Linked DNA regions of Homo sapiens: region 2 is linked to region 1. The links are chromatin loops, found by intact Hi-C in ENCODE. Cell type or tissue: heart left ventricle. All regions are shown on one strand. Links, peaks and the distances in the headings refer to the core of each region. The heading gives the core; the rest is flanking DNA. Region 1 overlaps SNAP25-AS1 (SNAP25 antisense RNA 1). Region 2 overlaps SNAP25-AS1 (SNAP25 antisense RNA 1).

Evidence for each region. Hi-C counts contacts between places; a loop is a spot of excess contacts. Peaks named below come from ENCODE experiments on the same cell type or tissue, not always from the same donor. Only the 100,000 strongest peaks of a DNase experiment are listed, where the experiment ranks them.
Region 2: a loop joins it to region 1, with 4 times the contacts of the local background. A loop is called at or near these places in 2 of 110 quality-filtered maps.

Annotation. Positions count from the first base shown.
Region 1 is chr20:10,070,457-10,083,270 of GRCh38, forward strand. The region is part of intron 3 of SNAP25-AS1 (SNAP25 antisense RNA 1); the gene reads right to left. Among named protein-coding and RNA genes, the nearest start is that of ANKEF1, 42 kb to the left of the region's middle. RefSeq lists an enhancer at 3,910-5,109. In heart left ventricle, for the core only: no CTCF peak of the experiment used is centred there; no DNase peak of the experiment used is centred there; H3K27ac peaks cover 2,208 bases; H3K27me3 peaks cover 557 bases.
Region 2 is chr20:10,125,007-10,137,820 of GRCh38, forward strand. The region is part of intron 2 of SNAP25-AS1 (SNAP25 antisense RNA 1); the gene reads right to left. Among named protein-coding and RNA genes, the nearest start is that of SNAP25, 87 kb to the right of the region's middle. In heart left ventricle, for the core only: a CTCF peak has its summit at 7,018; a DNase peak (open chromatin) is centred at 7,085.

The DNA.
Region 1 (12,814 bases), core at 2,476-10,475:
AACAGACTTACTTCATAGGTTTGTGATTAGAACTTGTATTCATCCATTCTTACACTGCTATTAAAAATACCTGAGACTGGGTAATTTATAAACAAAAGAGGTTTAATTGGCTCACAGTTCTGCAGGCTATACAGGAAGCATAGCAACTTCTGGCTCAGGGGAGACTTCAGAAAGCTTCCAATTATGGCAGAAGGCAAAGGGGCAGCGAGGCACTTCACGGCCAGAGTAGGAAGAAGAGAGAGGGTGGGGAGGTGCCACACACTTTTAAACAACCAGCTCTCATGAGAATTCACTCACTATACAGTATCAAGCAGCGGACGATGCTAAACCATTCACGATAACTTTGTCCCCATGATCCACTCACCTCCCACCAGGCCCCTTCTCCAACACTGGGGACATGGTGATTTGGGTGGGGACATGCATGATTTGACATGAGATTTGGGTGGGGACACAGATCCATACCATATCAGAACTTAATGGGATAATAGACACTAGGCAATTGTTATACTATCTGGCACACTATGAAGTACTAAATATAGGTTTCTATATTTCAAGTAAGCATTACCGGATTTCTCTGCCCAAGCATTTGCGTAGCTTTCAGGATTTAATTTTCAAGCCCAGAATTGAATGATTCAAGTTACCGTTAGAAATATTTACCCTGACATTTAATTATACATGCAAATTATTGGCCATCGTTTGTAAATCATATTTTTGGTTTATGATAATAGGTGATCTGCAAGAACCTCCAAGAACTGAACATTACTGTGCTCACAAAAGTAAACTCATAATGGCTGAAAACATATCTAATCTCCTTTTCAATAAATAATGATATGCAACTGATAGCTCTTGCCAAATGTAATTGAGATAAATCTTAACTGTTTGAAAATATTAAAGAAGTATTTACTTTTAATTCATTACAGATGCAAAATGTTTGGGTTTAAAGGAGAAAAATCAAAAGAAAACATTCTAAAATAATATCAATTTCTTTCTCTCCTTGCCATTTTTACAAACATACTCTACCTATAAACATGCACCTGTATAAATTATGACTAAATCTATTTTTACTGCTTCACAGTAAATCTTCTGCTGAATATATGGGGCCTTAATCTCCGGTGTATTATGTACTAAAGGCTAATAGATTTGGCAGCAAAAATAGACAGTTATATTCCATTAAAAACCAACTCCATAATTCATGACTGGACTCGGGGTCTGCTTCCAGCCCAATGGCACACCTGGCTCCCAAAGCTCTAAAACAAAATTTCCAGTTTTATAATTGCCAGAGTCATAGTTTTCTCCATTTAAAAAAACACATCAATATTTATGTTGTTTTCCATGTGCTCTCAAAATGACAGCTTAAATGATTTGACAATAAGTAAGGTTTGATTAAATTCAGTAGTCCCTTGACAGGGGTGGTTTATTTGATTATTCAAATTATTAATCATCATGCCATCTATTTAATTTTTTAATACTTAAATGAATTTTTTCTTGTAAAAGAAAATCTTGTAAACAAAATCATATCAGAGAAAGCCCTGCAAATTACAAGGAAGAAATAATCACTCATAATTCCAACCCTAGAAAAATATCACTGTTGACCACTTGAGGACTTTACCCTAGTCCTTTTATTCTGCAAACATTTGCCATAGAGGTGCAATAGAACACAAAATAATATATGCTGCTTTTAAATATTTGTGTATAATTATAAATGCAATCTATATAGTTCCTTATAAGGAAATATGAAAATTATTAAGTCAAAAACATAACCCAGGGAAAAAACCATCAGAGATAGTCATTATTCATATTTTAGTGCTTCCCCTAAAAGCAGCCATTACTTAGCTACTTTAGCATTCACTCAAAAGGTGTATTCTGCAGAATGGTCCTTAGCAGTGCAATTGTATTTTCCAGAGTGCCAAACATTTATTCACTTTTGAGTTCGAGCACCCACACACGTCATGCATTTGCAATATGAAGCAACAACAACGTGTTACACCCTGGTATTATCAATGAAATTAAACCTAGCCTGTCCTCTCCAAGAGCTCCAGGTCTGAGGAGGATGTAGACTAGGAAACAATTATAATACAGAGTGATTAATGCTAGGATTTGAGATATGCTCAGGATGCCATGGCACTGCGATGGAACACAAACCTCGTCTGATGGAGGAGAAGGTTTCAGGAAAACCAAAAGCTTCCTGGGGGCTTTGCAGTAAGGCTAGTTCTCAATGGATGCAGCCAAAGACAGAGGAATAGAGTCACAAGTGAGCATATGCAATCTAGGATCAAAGGCAATTCCATATGGTTGGAGGATAGAAAGATAGTGACAGGAGATGAGGTGGGAGAAGTTGGCCTGCAGGATTTGTATTCCATAATAAGAAGCCTGAATTTTATGCAAAATACAACAAAGCAGTTAAGCAGCAGAGTGACATATTCAGGTATGCATTTAAGAAAGAGCACTCTGGCTGCAGGAGGGGACAGATAAGACATGTGGCAAGGCTGAAGCTAAAGAGAACAGTAAACAATGGTCATCATCCAGATTAGAAATGGAGAGAGCCTAAATGAAGGCAGCAGTAATATAATGAATATTAAGAAAGTCAAGGAGGCTTAGACTATTCCTATCTACATGCAGCTTGGGGATTAACCTCAGATGTTGATCATGCTTGCCAAATTATTAATAAGACAATATCTCAAGACCTGCCTTGATAATCTCCTTTCAGTCTTATGATATGAGGTTAAAAACAAGGCAAATAATATATCTTGGATTCTATCCTAAAGGGATCAATGTAAGAAACCTGGCTAAAATTCTGACACCATAATTGAAATCCAGGAACAGAGGCCTATGCTACATCACATACGGAGAGCAGATGGCTCAGAGTGATCATCTCAAGAACTTCTCGTTGGGCAACGTGACTTTTGCAAAAGAACTAGGAAAGTGTTCCTTTGGGCCATGATGATTTATCAAGGCTAGAAGTTGAAATAATAAATCTATTCTGAACAATATACTTACTAAATCGTAGTCATTTATAGCCCTCTAATGAGACAGGTACTCAAATGGGTACACATTTGCTAGGTAAACAAATGTATTGCATGGGGAATTAGGGATTTACAGCTAGCAGGGGACATTGAGGCTCAATATTGATGGTTTGCTTTTTCCATTTCGGTTGCTAATGTGATTTATTTGCAGTTTTCTTAATCAAGGTGACTGACACAGAAACTATCTAAATTTTTTAGCACAGCAGTTAAAACAGTCCACAATACATAATTTGGCTCCTAAATAATTTCTCCCCCAACAATTAGAACTTTCCGAAACTGCTTTAAATCGCCTTATGAGGGTATCATGAGTTTGTGGTCATTGGAAGTATTAAAAGAAAAAAGCCTGGAATATCAGTAATGAAATGCATCAAGCAGGAATCATACATACATTAAAATACTGGTTTATAGTTTTGAGGGCGTTTTCTTTTTTTTCTGTTGCAGCTATGCGAAGATATGCTTATGTATTAATTGTTTTTCTTGCTAACACTGTATAAGCAAATTCAACTAAATTGATATAAGATTTTGCATACAAGATTAGAAAACCTGATACCTAGAATTATTTTAACACACATTTTTCAAGTTTGCTTATGACTTCACTAGGTTAGAACTTCTTAAAAAGCAATGCTTTAAACATTTTATTCATTCAACCTTTATTGAAAGCCAACATTGTGTTGCTGGATATGCAAAAATAAATCATGTATAGTGAGCTATTAAAAATTTTTATCAACTTACAAACTGAGTACAGGTACCTACTCTCACTGTAAAGCCTTAGCAAAAAAAACTGATTAAAATAATGCATAATAGTACATAAAAAATTAAAATCTTCCATTAGAGGAACAAAAATTATGAAGAATTTCTAGGAGATAGAAAATAATTATGTACAGAGAAGATAATTCAAAATACATGTTGGAGAAAATTACTCTTTCAAAAGTCAGACATGTCCAGAGAAACTGGAAGGGAGGAAGATAGAACTGATGGGAAACATGGCAGAGGGGGACACCCCCATCATGTGATGGCAAGAAATGCTGTTTCCACCTGAATGAATTCCCAAAATCTAAAAAACAGGAAAGTGAGATCTGAGCTGTATTCATAATTCTTTAACGTTTTCAGTATTCTCTCCAGCACTGCTTACTGAACTTGTTCAGGAGTGAAGCCACGTGTCCCCTGGGAGTGTGCTGCACTGGCAAGAAGAAATGGATGACTCACAATTTTGACAGTGACTCTATAGAAAGAAAAAAAATCTGTGACTCAGGGCCTTGGGGAGAAGTCATCTCTTCAAAAACTCATCTGATTTTTTTTCATGCCATGTAATTACTCAGAGAACATTAAGAGTCTAAAAAATTTCAACACTGGTGTCTAAGAGATATGGAATTACCTTTTGCCTGAGATGCTGGAAGCAGTGGGGGCAAGTTTGTAACTAGAAAGATTTGAGCAAGTCCAGGCTCAGGTATCCAAATTGCCCTCTTTGCTGTTGGCATAGGGGATTGAGATTTTCTGGGTCTTAAATAAGGTTTTATTTTTATCTAAGGAACTATAGTTTCTATGCAAATCCGAGGGGGCTTAGAGAAACCTAGCGTGGAAAAAAGAAACTGTCAAAGCAGTGTTTGGGGAAATGAGATGGGGAAATTTCACGAATAGTGGGCATAGAGAAACTGACTAGACAAGAGAACGTGAACATTATAATGATATCAAATGGAAAATTTGAAAGTTTATTTTGAAGGAGATGGCTAAAAACAATTTTATTCTGAATGAGAATGTGATTGCCAAGAATCAGTCTTCAAGCAATCCAGGATTTAAATTTCCTTGTTCTAGGCTCAGAATTTAAATAGGCAAAATGCAGGAGTTCGAGGCTGTATGAGCTATGATCATGCCTCTGCACTCCAGCATGGGTACAACAGCGAGACTGTATCTAAAAGAATAAAAATAAATAAAATAAAAAATAAATGGGCAACAGGAAAGACTTTAAGACCACTCTCCCCTCGCTGTTCACATGGCTGGGTTCTTCCCATTATCCAGGTTTCAATTTTAAGATCACATCCTTACGTATAGTTTTCACTGAATACTTAGCAATTTGATCAGCAATTTGATCTTATATAACACATTGAAATGCAACACGTGTGTTTCAAAGTCAAGTGATTAGAAGACTGTGGGCCCTAACTGCTGTTTATGGAAGTATGCATCCAAAGCAGATGCTGTCAGAGGTCCCATGTACACCCAATTCCATTAACAGTCTCTTCTGATTCTTTTTCTCACTGACAGCCTCTCAGCAAGTACTGGTGCTCTCCCTGAGGATTTTCTCTGGCTGCAGGAGCGTGTTTCAGCGTGCAGGGCAGACTGGAAGAATCTGTGAGTTGATGCCTCAGGAAGCAGCCCTCAACAGACATCAGACAGGAAATGCTGGATAAATATCCCAACTTCTCACCTCTTGGGTAGGACAACATTGAGGAATGTCCTGCAAAGTCTCCCTAGAGTCCCAAAGGGCCTGAGCCCCAGTTACCCACAGCAGCAATTCTGCACATTAGCACACTCCTTTAGTAATTTTCCTCCTTTCCTGTCTTATTTCCTCACTCCTGTCCATTGTTTCCTGGGATCACTCCCGAAGCAAATCACTTGCACTCACATCCACATCTCTACTTCTGGGGAGTCCCAAACTCACAAGACATTTTTCTACAAAGGAAAATCAAATATAAAAGAAAGTAGAGTAAGAAGAGTTGGGACCAACAATGACTGATGATTAAGCAGCAAGAATAGCGGCAATTAAAAACTGTAGATAACACTATGGATGCACTGATGACACAGTGTCTTGGCCAAGCCCTGTGGGAATTCATACTGTTTGCCTGTGTGCAGCAGCGGTGCAAGTTTTGCAGTGTTGTGAAATATTTAGTGGACGCTGACTTTCACAGAATCCTGAATTACTGTTCTCAATAAGCTCCAGTATTGTGCTATTTCAAATGTAGAAATACCAAAGTTTACTAATTGTGAGCTCTTAATATAGTAACTTACTAGCAGGTTATATAATGAAATGATATCATATGGCATATCATTTCCCATAATAAAGAAAAAGCTCTCAGTGTTCTACCAGTTTGGGCCCTTAAGACTCCTGATAGGCAGGTAGATGCTGGACCACACTCTCTTCCTGCACTAAATAGAGGTTGCAGACACTGGGTAAAACCCCAAGAACCACAAGCAGATGCCCACTGCTTTCCTGGCAGCCTGACCCTTGCACCAAAAATACTTTAAACAATAAGTTCCCAGTTCTTAAAAGAGCAAACATACCTTTAAAGGAAAAAGAAAAAATACACAAAAGTCTTACCGACCTTGGGTTTAATATTTACTCTTCTCTTTCTTAGGTCAAAGCTACGGAGTATAAACTGGGCTCCTGCCAGGTTCTTACCATATTCCTTCAATAGTTGTTTTTCAGGAAGCTCTGTTTTCTGGAAGAGATAAGAAAATAGTACCTGGGAGGAAATGAGCCATGCTTGTGTTGCTGAGTGATTCTAACATGTTTGGTGGGGGAGAGGCACATAGATGTTAAATCATTCACCCTTTGCAGAGAACATCCTTTGGGTAGAGTGTTTCTTATCCTCCTCCACCCAGAAGCCTTGTTTCTAGTTTCCTGTGCTTGCAAGCTTGTCTCTCCCAACTAGGCTGTAAATGAATTGAGGGTAAGGATCTTGTCTAATTTACCTCTACATCCCCAGGACAATAAGCAAGGGTGTAAATGCCTAGTTCCCTTGCCCAGGTAAAGAGAAAAGCGCACCTGAGGCAAGATTCCACTGCAGCGCCCCCTGCAGGCTCCACAGACGTGGTCTGAATTCACCGCCAGCTTCACTTCCTTCCATTCCCTGTCCTACTTCCCCCATTCCTTTACTGTCTCTGTGGAGCCTTCCTTAGTAAACCACTTGCACACAATTCTCAAGGTTTGCTTATGAAGATCAACAGCTATGACATCAACCCATAGGACAAAAAAACAGAGCAATAGAAAAATTAGTAGGCAATAGAAAAATTAATGACTGCCATGTCATCTTAGAGAAGGATCCTCGATTTCCACTCAAATTAGCTTGAGTGGAAAGTTTACAGAGGACTCTACATTGCTAGAAGTACTGGACGGGCTTGGGGGGATTCGCAAGTCACCTTTACTTGCTAGGGCCACATGGTGTCTCTCCTCTGTTTCTCTTAGCACTTGTACTCGTCTTTTTTTGCTGTAGTCCCATATTGCCTATGATGTTTTACTCTAATGTAATGTGTTTGCACATGACTGTGGCTTCCTAAGGCAAAGAAGCTCTTGCCCTGGCTCTATAGAGAACCAGCTTATCCAGTCCCTTAATTCTGTAGGTCCAAATGCCAGACAAAAACAAAATAAAATAAAAAAACAGACTCTGATGAGCCCATCCAAGGTCAAGTCCCTGCCCCATCCAAATCAGATTCAACAGTGGAAACAGAGTCATCTGCCATGACACAACCACTTCTTTGACGGTACTGTGGGCATGAGTGGACTTTTTCAGGAGGAATTATGCACTCAGGGTAATGACTGACATCTGTAGGGCAATAACAAGCCAACACTGCTTGTTAGATTCCCAGTCCTCTTGAACATGTTCCATCAACTCCATTCTCATGGGCTTGCTCACTGTCTACCAACATACTGGGCTAAATTTGCCTCCAGGCTTCCTCTCATTGTCCCTCAAATTATATAGGCGTTGGCTCTTTTCTGAAAACAATATCCTTCATTTCCTACTTTCCCCATGAAGCCTTTCCCAGAATTCCAATTGTCCCCTAATGCCTAAATCAACATTTTATTTTGTCCATTTACCCACTGGTGCATGGTAGCACCAGGGTTGTCTTCCTTACTTAGAGAATAAGTTCCTCCAAATCAGGGAGGGACCATGCCTCCTATTTCTTCTGTTTCACTTATATCATTTGGCACGATTCTGAGCACGTAGCCAGCAAAACATAGCTGCTTCTCCCTAATGTACTGAATGAAGTAGATAAAGCTTTTCTACAGCACCTATTTCAGTGCCTTAATCATAGGCTGGATAAGAAACTTTTTGTACTACTGCCCCTTGGGCCTCACCACTACAGCATGAGCTTATTCCACTTCCAACTGCCAGGATCTGTATCTCTTTGCCAGAGGGCTTTTTCCCAAGCAGCAGGAAGCCTTTCTGGCCTTGGGCATAGTAGACTGGATAGTCTGGAATATTAATTGCTGGCAGCACTCAATTCAGGAGCTGGTGGAAGTAACCCAGCTCCCTCACCCCTCCATGGGTGTCAAGACTTGGTTCCTTCCAGTGGGTTCATGGTCTCGCTGACTTCAAGAATGGAGCTGCGGACCTTCGCAGTGAGTGTTACAGCTCTTAAAGATGACACGGACCCAAAGAGTGAGCAGTAGCAAGGTTTATTGTGAAGAGCGAAAGGACAAAGCTTCCACACAGCGTGGAAGGGGACCCAAGCAGGTTGCCACTGCTGGGTGGGGTGGCCAGCTTTTATTCCCTTATTTGCCCCTCCTGTGTTCCATTTCTGTCCTATCAGAGTGCCCTTTCTTCAATCCTCCCCATGATTGGCTACTTTTAGAATCCTGCTGATTGGTGCATTTTTACAGAGTGCAGATTGGTGCATTTTATAATCCCTTTGCTAGCTACAGAGCACTGACTGGTGCATTTTACAATCCTAGCTACAGAGTGCTGATTGGTGCATTTTACAATCCTCTTGTAAGACAGAAAAGTTCTCCAAGTTCCCACTTGACCCGGGAAGTCCAGCTGGCTTCACTTCTCAGTAGGTTAACTCTGAGTGTTCTACACTGTTTCCCAGAGTTCCCCAGTGGGCTTGAGCCCCAGCTGCCCACAGTGGTGACTTACTTGATAATGGCCTCCTGTGTCTGCCTTTCCTTCCTGTCTCACTTCTACACTTCCCTGTTAGTGTTTCCTGGGATCACCTCCCAAGTAAACCACTTACACTTGAATTCTTGTCTCCGAGTCTGCTTTTAAGGAAACCTAAACTAAGACAATGTTCAATAAATGCCAATGGAAAGGTTGAAAAGGTAATTTTCACCTTCCCCCTCACAGGTAGAGAAGCTAGGCCATTGACAGGGTTGGATTTCTCAAGACTGGCAGGATAGAGGACTCCACTCCTATGGAAGCACCTTTCAAGAAGAGACGGTATGGGAATCAGTTTAAAACACAAAGCACTGCATCCTTGGGGGCATCTGTTAAGTTCATTGCACCCAACCAGACCTCCTAGAGAGGGCAGGTGCTGACAACATAACTGCCAACAATTTACTGGTCCAATTTGTGATAGGCAATATATAACTCGGCAGCCCAGAAGCCACATCCCCATTTGTCTTGGTTTTCATTAATTCAAAAAAGAGGAAGAAACCAATAATGATAATAATAATAACAATAACAACAACTATTAGACTTTCTGCTAACCTGGGTGAGCAGCATTTGACTTGAGCTATGAAATCAGAAAAATGTCCCTTTCTTGCATCTTAATTTTGCAACAAATTCAACCTGTTAATATAGTCCTTCAGGAATTAAACAGACAAAACCATACAAATGCTTGGAGGATGATGGGAAAAACCAGTTACTTCTGACTAACTGGAAGGGCAGCTTGATCATTTCTGATGGTTGATTGCATAATTTCAGTCCTTGAACATTTAGTGTGCCATCCCCTTGGTTGCTGGAGGAATGCAATTGCTCTATGAAATGTGAAGAGACTTGACAAGAACTATTTTCATGGTTATGTGCCAAGTTCTTGCTTTAACTTGCTTGCTTAATCAAATGTCTACTCATGATATCTTTGGGAGTTTCTAAGTTTCATTAGCTCTTTCCTTAAAGAGAAATTAATCTACTTGGCAAGGAAGGTTTATTCATCATAGGTGAGCAAACATTAGCACTTTCTAATAATTAGTTCCAAGATCCAGTTTCTAGATACCTACCAAGTTCAGCCCTGGTTCACAAGAAATTGACCTATTTTCAGTGGAAGCACTGTAACCAGTGCAATAAACTCTATCTCATAGAACAGTGTTAATCTGTCATCACAGCCAAAATGATTTGTTATAGCAAAGCAACAATCAGAGTAAATGATGCCTGTCCCTTCATTAAGGAAATCTAGAAGAATGCTCTGTCATGAGTTTAATCTGAGATTTGCCTGGCTATCCTGATGAAAACCATCTAATGAATATGTAAATTTATCATTGTCTTCTATTGTAAAAATGCACAGCAAATTTTCTGCTTGGCTATGCATAATCAGAAGAGAAATCCTCACTGCTGTGAATTTGAACTTGAATAAAAATTGTCTTCTCAGGAAAAGAGCATGCTAGATGGAGGAGGGGTTAACAAGAGCCTTCAGTTTACAGATGTAGGATGTCTTCCTGCTGTTAATTATTGTGGTAGGCAGTGTAATGGCCTTCTCCCCAAAGACATCCACATTCTAATCCTTGGAAACTGAATATGTTATCTCACACAGCATGGGGCCCACTGGCACTGGACCCCTCCAGTTGGCAGGTCCACTGAGGCTTGGGTACATGGGTAGACATTCACCCTCATTTACCATTCTGCTGAAACTGTATCTCTAGGTTTCTGAATGGGAAGAAGGAGCCTACTGGAAGGAAGAGTCATGGCTCCTGGAAAGTGGGGGAAATGAAGCAAAATGGAGTTCTTTCCAGAGTTGCCAGATTATTTCAATAAAAATATCAGACATGTGTGAGTAAAAAACATGGACAAAATAGCAACAAAAATGCAATATAGAAAGATTTCTGGAAACAATCCATAACGTCTTATATTTTGCACTGAATACAATGACATTTTTTCATTTCTTTATTTTTCAGAAACTCAGGTTTTGTACACTTGAACTAGAAAAGCATCACATAGGTCAAGACAAGAAAAAAAAATTTTCAAACATCAGTTAATGACATGAAAAATAATAAAAACTATTTAGTTAGATTGTTTAGACTTTTATAAGGAAGACTAATATAAATTTACTGACACATTTCTTCAATGTGTTTCCAGAATAAAAGCTCAAACTCTCAATGCTTTCAGAATAAAAGACCACACATGATCTTCGGTGTGGTAAACACCCTCCAGAGTACTTCAAATCATGGGTTAGACAGAAACTACAGACCAGCAATATCCAATGGAAATATAGCATGAACCATGTTCAAAGAAGTTGAAGGAAACATATGAAATTATTTGTAAGAATCTATCTTATTTAACTTGATATAGCAAAAACATCATTTCAATGTGTAAACAATATAAAAATTAACTAAATATTTTGCTTTTTCAAATCTATTCTTGAAATCCGATGTGTAATGTACTTAAACCATATCTCAATTTAGATAGTAAAATTTATCAGAAATAATTAATCTGTAGTTACATTTCATAAAATTTATCATTGGCAAGTAAGATTCACATACTCAAGTTGTTCTAAGCATACATTAAAAAGTTTTCAATAACTGAATCAGTTTTTTATTTTAATTTTTAATTACAATTAAATAAAATTAGAAATTCAGTTCTTTAATCACAGTAGGCAGCCGGGCACGGTGGCTCACACCTGTGATCCCAGCACTTTGGGAGGTCGAGATGGGTGGATCACGAGGTCAGGAGGTTGAGACCATCCTGGCCAACATGGTGAAACCTTGTCGCTGGTAAAATACACACACAAAAAAATTAGTCTGGCGTGGTGGAGCGCAACAGTCGTCCCATCTAGTCAGGAGGCTGAGACAGGGGAATCGCTTGAACCCAGGAGGTAGAGGTTGCAGTGAGCCAAGATCGTGCCACTGCACTCCAGCCTAGTGACAGAGTGAGACTCTGTCTCAAAAAAAAAAAAAAAAAAAATCGCAGTAGCCACCTTTTATATGCCTAGTTGACACCTGTAGCTTATGGCTACCATATTGAACATCACAACACTAGCTCATACACAATGATTATAAGAATGTGTGAGATTTGTTTCACTTTCATAAATTTTTTGTGCTAATTTTCTATGTGACCCATTTTTTTCTCCATGTTTAATCTGAAGCCTTTAAATGAGAGGCCCTTGTGTTCTTGTCAGTGGTGTCAATAAGGAAGTGAAGAAGGTAAGAAGGAAAGGGGAGAAGTTTCTATGAAAGAATGGAGGATGTTGGCAGAAGCTTCAGAGAAAGGAAATCAGCCTAACTCTCCAAGATCTGTTGGGCAGAAAGAACAGAGGTTCCCAGGGCAGTAGGATGGGCCTGGAAATTGTTCTAGCACACTTTCAGACTGGGCTCTTGTTTACAAATGACAGAAACTTGATTCAAACTGGCTTTGACAATGAAAGTACTCTATCAATTCAAATAAATAAAACATCTACATGTTCTGTAGTGAGAAGCTCAGGCATGGCTAAATCCAGAGGATCAAATAATGTCATCACAAATTTATTTTTCTTAATCTCTCAGCATCAATGTCCCTGTGTTGCTTTAAATCCAATCAGGGTTTCACCATAGTAAAAAGATGGCCACCAGCTACCCCAACCTATGTCCTATTCTTAACAACTCTACCAAAAAGAGTACTTCTTTCTGAGAAGCCCCAGCCAATGTCCTGGGCTGATACTCCCTGGTCTGGGCATAGATCTTATGCTCATTCCTCAACTAATTCCCAGGCCTGGTGAATTTCCCAGCTTTGGAGATGGAGGGTTGGATCTGACCACTCAACCCCCATGAATTAGAAAAGGGAGAGTGATTTGTTCTTCCAAGGGAAAATCAGGCTGCTATAGCTAGGAGAAGAGGGAATGGATGCTGGGCAGGAAAAATTTCTTGTGTGTTAAATCAAGACTTTTGACAA
Region 2 (12,814 bases), core at 3,187-11,186, 55 kb after region 1:
TGTTCCAACCTCTGCCTATTACCCAGTTCCAAAGTTGCTTCCACATTTTCAGGTATCTTTTCAGTAGCACCCCACTCCTGGTACCAATTTATTGTATTAGTCCATTTTCATGTCGCTGATAAAGATATACCTGAGACTGGGTAATTTATAAAGGAAAGAGGTTTATTGGACTTACATTTCCACATGGTGGGGAGGCCTCGCAATCATGATGGAAGGCAAGTAGGAGCAAGTTACATCTTACATGGATGGCAGCAGGCAAAAAAGAGAGCTTGTGCAGGGAAACTCCTGTTTTTAAAACCATGAGATCTTGTAAGACCCATTCACAATTGTGAGAACAGCACAAGAAAGACCCACCCCCATGATTTGATCATCTCCTGTCGGGTCCCTCACACAACACATGGAAATTATGGGAGCTACAAGATGAGATTTGGATTGGGACACAGAGCCAAACCATATTAGCAACAAAGCTGCATGCCCTGCACATGTATCCTGGAACTTAAAATAAAATATAATACAATTTTTAAAATGAAAAATGAAAAAAATTTTTTAATTCAAGATTCAGTCATTAAAACAGGGACATATGCCCAATAAATGTATCATCATTATTTTAATACTTAGCACTCTGTTCTGTGGATTCTTAAAAGTAGCTTATATTTTAAACCACTTAGGCCTTATAACTGGGGGAAGATTCCGTCTTATCCCAAATTGGGAGAATGCAGGAAGCATGAAGGACAAAGGGTCAATGGAGTTACAACCTGTAGACAGCCTGAAAAACCAAATTTGGGGCATCCCTTTGTGCTGCTCTACAAATAGCCTTCATTTGCTTTTCCTATCTGGCTTCAAGATTAATTGCTAAACTTGGAAGGAGGACCTTGAAGTTTGCTCGTAAATTTTCTGTGTTTAAAAAGAAGAGTTTTATCATTAATATTCTGGAGTGAGCATGAGTCAGGGAGAGTGACTCAGGCCATGTTCTCAGAGGTGGCTGGCTATAAATCCACTTTTGCAGAATATTAATCTCCCCTGGCTCCTTTGAAAAGTTAGCAATTATTAGTAGATGGTGTGAAAGAGAGTCTTTAAAAGAGGAATGGTAAGACAATGTCACCTTGAGTTTCTTCCAAACTCATTGCTATTAGAGAAGAGAAAAGCTGTTCCCTCAAACAAACTTTGGAGAGGAGTTGTCCTGGCAGGCACAGGCAGCAAAAGCAAGTCACAACTCCACTAGACGGAGCCCCCACAGGGACTCTGTGGTGGGGGTCTGACCCCACATTTTCCTTCTGCACTGCCCTAGCAGAGGTTCTCCATGAGGGCGCTGCCCCTGCAACAAACTTCTGCCTGGGCATTTAGATGCCTAAAACTTACCGCATATGTGTACTGGGTCCCAAAAAAAACCCTAGTACCTTCAAGGAAAGATAAGGTTTCATGAAGCAATTTGACTCAATAATTAATTGTTCCTACCCGGTGATGGAATACCTAGGTTGCCTTGAAAATATTAAGCCAATCATTTGGAGAGTTTGAATCTCTTGAATGTAATAGTTAAAGGTAGATAATATTTATGTCTTTGGGCAAGTGTAAACAGGGTCACAGAATTAGGGGATTCAAGAAATGGACATTGAAGTATCACCACCCATTCAAAGCCCTTGCCTGAGGAAGGGATACATTGAAACCACAACATACTGGTTTTTTTTTTTTCCTTTCCTGTATATTTATATTAGTTGGCTCTTAAAATGTGGTGCCCAGAAGGCAGCATGGGCATCACCAGGGAACTTGTTAAAAATGCAAATTATCAGGCCCCTCCCCAGACTTACTGAATCAGAATCTCTGAGGTTGGGACTCAGAAACCTGTATTTTAACAACCCATCCAGATGATTCTGCTGCTTGCAGAATTACTGCTCTAACTACAGCCAGTAACAGAGCTACTTTTAAAAAGCAAGTGATTATAACAGTTGGGACTATTGTAGGCCGAAAAAAGAAAAAGAAAGAAAGAAACTGGACTACAGTGGTCTAACTAAATAAGGGTTTATTTTTTTGTCACAAGAAGAATGGAGTTCAGCTACCCTGGGCTGATTCTGCAAAACCAGAATGTCATCGTTGTCCCAGGCTCCTTCTACCTTGGTAAGTGGCCTTTTCCCTCAGGTTCAACACTTCAAGGCCATAAGACAGCTGCTTCACCTCTGCCATGTTCAAGGCAGGAAGAAGAATGAGAAGTGCAAAAGGTAAAAGGTACATGCCAGCTGGGTCTCTCCACTTCTAAAAGGCTGCCTGGAAGCTTCAGCAAGTGACCACCACTCATGTGGCATAACATACAAAAACATTAATCAAATATTTCATCATCAGGGCTGGAAGGGACAATAGGAAAGTACAAAGAGTTTAAAAAGAGTGGTTAAGGCCAGGCATGGTGGCTCATGCCTGTAATCCCAGCTCTTTGGGAGGCCGAGGCAGGCAGATCACTTGAGCTCAGGAGTTCGAGACCAGCCTGGGCAATGTGACGAGACCCCATCTCTACAAAATACACAAAAAGTTAGCTGGGCATGGTGGTACATGCCTGTATTCCCAGCTACTCAGTGGGGCTGAGGTAGGAGGATCACTTGAGCATGGGAGGTGGAGGTTGAAGTGAGCTGAGATCACGCCACTGCACTCCAGCCTAGGCAACAGAGTAAGACCCTGTCTCCTAAAAGTAAAAAATAAAAGTAAAAAGAGTGGTTAGCAATTGTATTGCATAAGGTCTAATTTTGGTAAAGTGTGCTTGATTTTATTTTGGAAATTATTCTTCTTAAGATTGAAAATGCAACATTTGCCATTGTATTTACACCTTTCTTTATTATTTCTTCATCACTGGATGATTTTTACTCTTGATAAAAGTTTGGAAGTTGAATTGCTAGCACCAACTGTAATATCGGTGTGTAATGCTGGGCCACTGTAGTTGAGGAAGATGGCTCATGTTGTCTTTTCTTGACTGACTTCATTCCACTTAATTATGGAATTTTGTTCATATCTTAGTGTTACTTCCTGGCCAGAAATTTTTATTTTGCAAACAAGTCCAAACAGTAAAATCTTTATTACAGAGAAATACTCTTAAGTCCATTTACTTTGATATATACATCTTTCATCAGCTACGTTTTTCTTCTTGGCAGCTAAGGTTTACATTTAATCAAGAAAATGTCCTTCTTGCACTTAGAGTAGGCACCCTCCTACCCAGCTCTGCCTCTAGTCCCAAAAAAGCCATCTGATGCTCACTACTGCCTGTCAAACATCCTAATGGATTATTGCTCCTCTCCATCAACCCCCATCTGAGGACCTAGCCAGCAGAATGCTAAAACACCCAATCCACACAGGCAAAATAAAATGATGGGGGGAGCAAAATCTGGAAACTTGGTACTCAGAGTAGGGTCTTCCCTCCAGGAGCATCAGCATTTCCTGGACCCTTGTTGGCAATGCAGACTCCCAGTCATCCTAAATCTGCTAAATCAGAACCCACATTTTAAAAAGACCTCCAGTGGTGGTTGTGCATCTTAGTTTGAAAAGCACTGGCCTAAAGCAGTGGTTCTTGAAATATTGCTCTAGACATGCAGCATAATCATCTTCTGGGAAACTGTGAGAAATGCAAAATCTCAGTCCCATCCCAGCCCTGTTGAATTTGACACTTTAGGGGTGGAGCCCAGTAATCTGTGTTTTATCAAGCCTTCCAGGTGATTCTGACATAAGCCAAAATCTGAGAACTTCCCCTATAACAATGGTAGTCAACCTTACTTATACAAAGAAATCACCTAGGGTATTTAAACATTACAGCTGTCTCCTATCTTAAATATTTCTGCTCACAGGAGGAGTGTTTTAGGTCAAATTTCCCAGAAGAGCACCAGGAAAGACCACATCTATGTCTAGCCCCACTCTTCTTCCTCCTCTGTCACATAACACTTAACAAGAATCCACATTTCAGACTGTTCCTTATGAGCTCTCCCACACTGCCACACATTTGTTTCACCAGGCAAGATGAAAACAGCCTGCTGAGCCCCAAAGGAATAAAGCATGGAAGACGACTGGAGAACACATTTGACCGCTTTGTAGGGTCAGTATCAGGGGCTGCAGCCTAGGAGGCCTGGATAAATGCTGCTTTCTACATAGACAGGTTGTGGAGGGGAAAAGACCTGATTCTCAACACCATTGTCTTGGCGCCCCTGCCACAGGTAGTAGATTAATTACAGAAAAATAAATAGTCCTGATTTCCCATTCCTCCTTGTATGCACACTCTTTGCAATGTGATTTTGTGATTCTTCCAATCCAGAAATAGACTCTGTTTCCCTACCAGTTGAATCTGCTCTATGACTTGAATTCGCCATAGAATGTGGTGGAAAGGATGGTTTGCCAGTTCCAAGCCTGGCCTCCGCAGGCTTGAACACTCTCCTCTTCCTCTCCGACCCTTAGCCAGCACCAAGTGATGATACCCAGACAAACTAGCGTGAGAGACTTGTGCCCCAGTCATGCCATCCCCCCCAAAACAGCCAGCTGACCACCATACATGTGGGCAAGACCATCCTGGAGCAGCACTCCTCTAGTTGACCAATGACTCCCATATGAGCCCAGCTGAGAACAACAGAGAAGGGCCCAGGGCAAAAGGGTCACACACTGACCTGTAACCTTGAGAACTAATAATGGCTGCTATTTGAAGACACTGACTTTTGGGGTGCCTTGTTAGGCAGAATTATTGTGACAACAGTTCAATAATACCTCACAACTTTCAGACCTTTCCTGGAGAGACCCAAATATGGGACAGAAACATTAAACTACAAACTACAGACAGCTCTGCACACCTGACTCTGGGTGTGAGGAAATGGACCACGGAGAAGGCAGAGGCATTGGTGGTCAGGGAACACAGCACTCGAGACAGAGCAGGCTTAGAGCTCAGAGGGGCTCGTGAGCTGCGAACAGCACAGCCTGCAGCCTTCTGTGAAGTCACACGGGGAGGAAGTGATGAGAAGGCAGGTTCTATTTCTGTTATGTGATCTAGAAAAAGTACCTGGGAAGCCAGCAGGGAGCCAATCAGGGAAGTTGACTGATGGGGCCAACATGGGCTTCCGTTTTTATGAAAGATGTGGAAGAGAAAGAGAGAAGGGCCCAGAAGTGTGAGATTTGGGGGTAAAATTAGAACTAGGTTTTTTTTGTAGCTTTAAATTTTTTCTTTATTGAGGTATAACAAAAATACAGTAAATTGGCTGGGTGCAGTGGCTCACGCCTGTAATCCCAACACTTTGGAAGGCCAAGGTGAGAGGATCACTTGAGCCCAGGAGTTCAAGGCGAACCTGGGCAATGTAGGGAGACCCTGTCTCTACAAAAAATTTTAAAATTAGCTGGACATGCATACGCCTGTGGACCCAGCTACTCAGGAGGCTGAGGTGGGAGGATCCCTTGAGCCCAGGAGTTCGAGGCTGCAGTGAGCTGTGATCATGCCACTGCACTCTAACCTGGACAACAGAGTGAGACCCTGTCTCAAAAAAGCAAAACTAAAAAAAGCAAAACAAATGCAAACGCAGAACAGTACATTGCACAGATCTTAAGAGTCAAGCCTGGTGAATTGGTGGTGTAAGCTCCCAGATCAACACGAAAGGCTTTGTAGCACCCGGAAGTCTCCCTTGTGCCCGTTCTTGGTCAACTCTTCTTCTTCAGAGGCAACCCCTCTTCTAACTTCTACCACTGCAAACTAGTTTTGCCTGTTTTTGAACTTCATATAAATGAAATCATGCAGTATGTGCCCTCAACTCTGTTTTTTTTTTCTGCTCATCATTTTGCCTATAGAATTCTTACATGGAGGTGCATGTTATAGTAAGATGTTCTTTTTTATCATTCTGTAATATTCCATTTTATGAATATACTACAATTTATTCTGGTCTACTGTTATTAGACATTTTGACTTTATGAATAGGGCTGTTATGAACATTCTTGTACATGTCTTTTGGTGCACACATGTTCTCTTTCTCTTGCTAAACCTGTGGCTTTTAATCAATCCCTCCTTTGTTCATCAACTGGTTTGAGTAATGACCCGACACCCTTGGTCCCCCTTTCCCAGGCTCAGTAAGAATCTGCCCCTGAATTCAAAGCCCACTCTAGGAGGGAGGGCAAGAGGAGGAAAAGGGAGAGAAAGAAGAAGGTAGCTCCAGTGACTACAGAAATGATATCAGTTCTTCCTAACTTCACGTTTTGTCTCTAGTGGCTATCTGAAGTGCCTAAAATGACATTCATTGGAAGTAAAGACGTGAAGATTCCTTTAGAGATACAAATATGCCTTTTAGAAGGGTAAATACATAAAAGAATTTAAATGTTACCTTTGCTGGTCCTTCACAATGTTCAGATTATCCTTTATTTATTAGCTCCCCCACTACCCAGAGTGGCCTCCCCACTACTTGCATCCATTACCTAGGAGTTTGTAAGAAATGCAGAATCTCGGGCCCCACCCCAGACCTGGAATCAGGATCTGCATTTTTAAAAGATCCCCAAGTAATTCCCGGGCATGTTAAAGTTTGTGAAGCCGTGTATTATCCCACTGATACTTTATACAAAACTCTATAAACAGAGAGAGGAGGAATAATTGTTCTCATTTTACAGATAGGGAAATATGACGCGGAAAGGTGAATTTGATGTGCCAAGGGCACCTTGCTGGTTCTCTGCCAGGGGAAGGTCTCTAGGTGGAGGCTCTGTTGATTTTCTGAACACAGATATTTCCATTATTTCACACTGATACCCACTGGCACTCCTAACGCTTTATCAGGCCAACCAGCCTGCCTCTCTCTAGAGAGCAGTGTCCTAAGGGCATGCACTGTGTAACTTTGTTTGAAAGTTGGCATGAGGAGCCACCAAGGACATAAATGTTGCAGTGTGGTAAGTGGGAGTAAAAGGGGCAGGGTAGAGGAAGGGAAAAGGAATGAGGAACCCCAGCCACCACGTGAAATGGCCCAGAGGGGCTTGGGAAAGAGGAATGAAGGGGCTCCAGAGACGCATTTCAAGTTCCTGGCCTTGCTGTCTGCTCCTCCCTTGCCTGCAGACAGGAGGTCTGTGCTGTGACGCAGTCTGTTAGAGCCTGTTGGCAGCCAGCCTGGAGTTGGCCTGCACCCCCACTGCAGAGCTCTCAGCTACGCAGGGAGAGTGGAGGCTGCCCAGTGCACCTTTGCTGGGTACTGCAGAGCATCCATGCCACCTGCACCAGAGGGAACACAGCTCTGCAGTAATGCCAGTTAGACTGCAGTAACCCGAGATGGGTGTAGCTCATACTGCAGTAACCCGAGATGGGTGTAGCTCCATGCCCTTGCACACCTGCAGGGTCCGAGGACCCTGGGTTTTTACCATCTGTTTCTGCACCCCCCTCCAGGAAGCAGCTCCAGGTTGCAGAGTTGCTCTGCCTACCCTGAAGATGTCTGGAGGCTCCCCATTGACCCTGAGCCCCACGACGGTCCCACAGCCAGGAAGACGGGCTCAGCACGGCTCATGGTTCAGATCAGTGAAACTAGATTCCATGGCCTCCTTTCAAATCCAGCTGGAGGAGGCTGAAAAATACCCCCAGGGCTCTGCCTGCCTGTGTACCGGTATGGGAAGACTCCAAGAAAATGTACAGCCTCCCCCACACCACCCCCACAGGCGCCAGACATCAAAGGTATAGTTAGCAGTGGCCTTCCAAAGCCAGTGTCTGATTTGTTTCCTAACCTAAAAGGATGGCTCTAATGGCAGAGGTTTTGGGACAGGCAAAGGGAAGGGAGTACCACTGGCTGGTGAGGGAGCTGTTCGGGGCAGGTAAAGAAGCTTGTGGGGAGGTAAAGCTACAATGTGTAGTGAGCTGTCCCCATGGAGTGTGAGCCCGATCAACCCCCTCAGTCTAAAGAATAGGACACCTGCCTCTGCCTTGTGCAGCCTCCCCGGTGCTCCCAGCTGCCCAGTTTGCCTCCATAAATGTTACTTTTCTGCCGTCCATATTAAATGTTACCCTTCCCCAGTGTTCATAGAGAGAGGAGACAGATGCCTTTCTCTATGAACCGCTGCAGACTGTATTCAGTCAGGGCCTAGTTGTGTGGCAAGGGCACTGAATCCAACCTCCCAGCAGACAAAGCCATGCAAGAAGGAGGGTCAAGTTTCCAGGCCCAGGTTAAAAATCGTTGTGAGTGTCAGGTGTATGTTGGCAGGTGATCAGAGGCGGGGAAAGGAGGTGGAGGTCCCTGAAAAGCATCAGCCAAAACCACTGCTTAGGGATTAACAGCTTTTCAAGCAGCCTGGGATGTCCTTCTCATAAGGTTTGCCAGAATGGATGCTACTCACCTTCTTCCCTACTCCCTGCTGTGTATACCTGTACACAACATCCAAAGCAGGACACATCAGGGAATTCAATCCAAACCCTATCACGACAGTGGAAATTTTAAAAAATCTTCATGACAGAAAAGGTTCAGTGTTGGATGTCACATGGCAAGGGTATAAAAGAGTTAATTCAGATACCATCCTATCTGAAATTCCATCGTTATTTTTCCCACCTGTTTAACTGAAGCAGACAGGGCTTAACAATCTCGCTCAGATTTCAGTCTTCTCTCACTAGTCACCTAGATACTGACAGTTCACTCATTTATTCGATTAATAATTATTGAGTACCTGTCATGCTTGAGTCACTGTGCTAGTGAGAAATCAGTACACTGTCTACCATATAGGCATTCACTTATTCTACAAATATTTATTGAGCACCACCTGCTTACATAGCACTGTCCAAGGTGCTAGGGAGGGTACAAAGGAAGACAGCAGACAAGCCCTCAAGAAGCTTCAGATACATGTGGAGAAACGTGCAAGCCCACAACGCAGCCCATTTCTACTGTCAAAGAAATGGACCCTTGCTACAGAACTGTGGATCTCCTGAGAGCTTGTTAGAGATAGAGTCTCACACCCCACCTGAGACCTGCTAAATCCGAACCTGCCTTTTAAGAAAATTCCCCAGGAGGTTCCACGCACATTAAAGTTTGAAATCTACTGATCTAGACAAAAGAAGCTCTAAAAATTCAGGGGAGAGAGAGATTATTGTGCACATCAGTGGTCAAAAAAAAAAAATCCATGAAGGAGTTTGCCTTTAAAGGATGTCTGGGCTTTGGCCAAGTATAGAGAGCTCAAGGAATAGTAATTTCCCACCTCCAATGAGTTAAAAAAAAATATGTCTGCAAACTGCGGAAGGCAGTGACATTTTTCAGACACATTTTCCACAACAGCAAAAGCTTTGACTCAGGTAAGATGAGTCTGCAAATTCTTGTTGCTGATGCTATCAGGATCCCCAAATTGCAACTCGCCCAGTTTGGACAGCTTCAAGGTCAGATTACCTGCTGTCCTGAAATGGACAGGCCCAGGAAAGATTCCTGGCCTTGTCCAACCCACCTGTCAGTCAAGTAGATCAGCCAGTGAGAAACTGGCTCATTATTTTCCAGCAGTTACTCAGCCAATTGGCAGTCCCCAGCAAATTGAATTCTGGAGTGGCATCGTGTGAACATCGGTGTGGTGGCTGCTTTATCAAGCCAGTCCAACAGAGCAGATAAATCACTGAGAAGTTTTGATTAGAGGCTGTTGGCACCAAGACTATTGTTTCATAGTAGATCAGACTGAGCAGGTGTCTCAGTTTTTCTTACACTCATCCTTCCTGCATTCCATTTAAGAATTAAGATTTTTGCTTTCAATACAAAAATTGAAATAAATGAATAAACAGATCTAAACATGACTCTACTGTTATCTCTTGTTTCTAACTACCACCCACAATGTCTGTTTGTCCAACAATTGAATCCAAAAAAGATTGTACAGAACTTCACAATTGCATAGTTATATAGAAATTCTCATTCACCATTGAATGAACTGCTTACAATTCAGGCCTGTAGTCTATGGTGATAAAATCTGCCCATTGCTTCAGAAGTCATGCCAGGGAGGATTTGTCAGGTAAGCTCTAAAGACAACACAGCCCAACTCATTTACCATTGGGCCATTATTTTCCAGAAGCAGGGATGGGTTTGTGATGAGCCATCTATACTCTCTAACCTCCGTGGCCATGGCTTATGTTTATAAGGCAGCTGGCAGGGATAGGGAGGTTGGGTTGAAGCTGAGTAGCAGGACCTGGCTGGCTCACATGAAGTGGATCCTAGGACTTTGACTCATCAGCTCTGTCTTAGTCCTGTTAATTTGATGCTTAATTAATAACAGGGCATTAACATCTGCTGTGAACATACTGCTACTCATCACCCTCCCAACCCTCCCTGCCTTCTCCTCTCATACCTGTCTCCAGGAAGCTGGACCCACTTATCAGCCAACTTAGTCTCTCAATTATTACCAAAAATGTGTTTTCAACTTGGTGCACACTGGGGGTGTGCCTGAGCAGGATGGCGAGAAGGGGCAGGCACACACTGAGAAGCGTAGACATACTCCCCTTTATCTAAGGGCTCTGCTATTTAGGAAAGGGCTTTTGTGTGAGGAGGTTCGAGCCTCAAAGGCTCATCTTGTCATTTTTCCTGTGCCTTTCAGAGATGGAGCATATTGTGCTGTGTTTTTGAAATGATGAAATGAAAGTGTGAGGAATCTGAAAGCCATATAGATAAGGAGTGGTTGAAGGAACTGATGGAGCTGAGATGAAACGTTATTTCAAACGTTGGAGGCGTCGTCGTGGGAAGAGGCAGCAGGTGTGTTCTTTGTGGTTCCCGCAGGTGGGATATAGGTTCGGTAGAAGGAGGCACTTTCTCACAAAGAAAAACCACCCAACAATGGGAGGCCAGGCCCTGCTTCCTGAAGAAGGAGCCCCCCCATGATGACAGGTACTTAAGCTGAAGCTCCACGACTATGTATAGGAGTCACCTGCATTATAAGCAAAAGTTGGAATAGAACTCAGCATTCTTTTAACTCTGAAAGCCTACAACACATGCAAAGCTAACCTTCACAGAGTAGCTCCTATGGTCTCACTTTACAGGTATTATCCCACTTAACGCCCACAGCAGTCCAATAAGCTAGGTACAGTTATTATGTTTTGTTTTGTCTCTTTTTGTCCTCACTTCGGCTTGGAATGCTCTTGCCTCAAATATCTCCCTCCTTTCCCATTATTCTGATCTTCTCAGGGTACTATTTCCTCCCCAGTCCTTCCCAGTCTTCCCAAAGAGGGGATAATATAACCACCCCTCCCCCATCTCTCCATCCCTTACACTGTTTGATTTGTCTTTATGGCATTTAGCACTGCCTAAAATAATGCTGCAATTGTATCTGTTTATGACCTGTCTCCTCTGGGAGAACAGAAGGACTTGGTTGGCTTTGCTCAGTGCTCCATTTCAGCACAGAGAATCAAGGCCTGGCATAGCGTAGGTGCTCAGGACGTATGCATGGAAGGAATAAATCAGTCAGTTTTACAGATGAGGAAACCTAGGCATTAAAGAGGTAAAGCAACATCCAAAGGCCAGACAGTAAGTAAAGAGAAGGACCAGGTTGAGAGCAATTTGACTCCAGAGTTCACATATGTACAGACAACCCCCTACTTGTGATGGTCCAACTTCACGGTTTTCAACTTATGATGGTGAAAAAATAATAAGCATTCAGAAGAAACGATACTTCAAGTACCCACACAACCATTCTGTTTTTCACTTTTAGTACAGTATTCAATAAATTACATGAGATATGCAACACTTTATATAAATAGGCTTTGTGTTAGATGATTTTGCCCAAATATAGGCTGATGTACGTGTTCTGAGCATATGTAAGGTAGGCTAGGCTATGCTATGATGTTTGGTAGGTTAGGTGTGTTAAATGTGTTTTATAATATTTTCAACTTATGAAGGGTTTCTCGGGACATAGCCCCTTTGTAAGTTGAGGAGCATCTGTACCCCATTTGACCCTTTGAAAAAAACATGTATTCTCAAAGAAAAGCTGAGACATCCTTGTTAATTCAGTGGCTGGTGCTGGCTCTTGTTTTATGACTTCAAATGACTTGTGCCTATAAGCAGGTGGTCACTGGTTGCCACCAACATGGTGTCTTAAAAAGCCCATTGAGAGAGGTAGAGGGCAAAAGGCAGAGGGCACAAAGTTACCTTTTGCCTCAAAGGTCTGACTGCACAGTGATTTGCTGAATAGAGCAGGTGAGTCAGAAAGGTACAGAGAACAGCTTGGCAGTCACCTGGTCCTAATCTATCCCTGGGCAGATACATTGAATCTGACACAGCTCCCGTGCCTGGAGTCCTCAGAATCAAATTTGCAAACTCAGAGCAGATTTCTTGCGTCTCCAGGCGATTTGAAACCATATGCAATGTCACCCTTTCACCAAAGGAGCTGAATTTATGTTCCTTGTTTTCTCCCTCCCGGTAAGGCTTGGATTTTTCCATGACAAAAATCTTGTTCATTTGAATATAAACAAGTTATAAAATGAAATCCACATTGACTTTTGCAGTTAATTAAAAAGAATATGGACTTGAAAATCAGACTAACTTGAGTTAGAATTCAGGTTACCACTTTGAATCTCCATTTTCCTACCTGAAAAATAGAAACTAACCCTTCTCGCATGGTTTTTGTAAGGATTAGATAAAAAAAATTGAAGGGGGCATCTGCCATTGATTTTCTCTTCTATTGTCAGAGCATTGTTTTCCGGCTAGACGCCTTCTAGTCTTTCTGTAGCTGGGTACAGGAAGAAGCATTGTCTGAAGGAGTTATCGGTGTGGAATCCAAAACAGCTAAATTGAATTAGCAGAAAGACAAGGGCATTCCAGTACACTGTGGCCAGGGAAGTGCTGTATTCACTCATTGTTTGCACTCCTGAGGTCAGGCTTTCAGGTCAGACCTTGAACCCTCTGCCTGC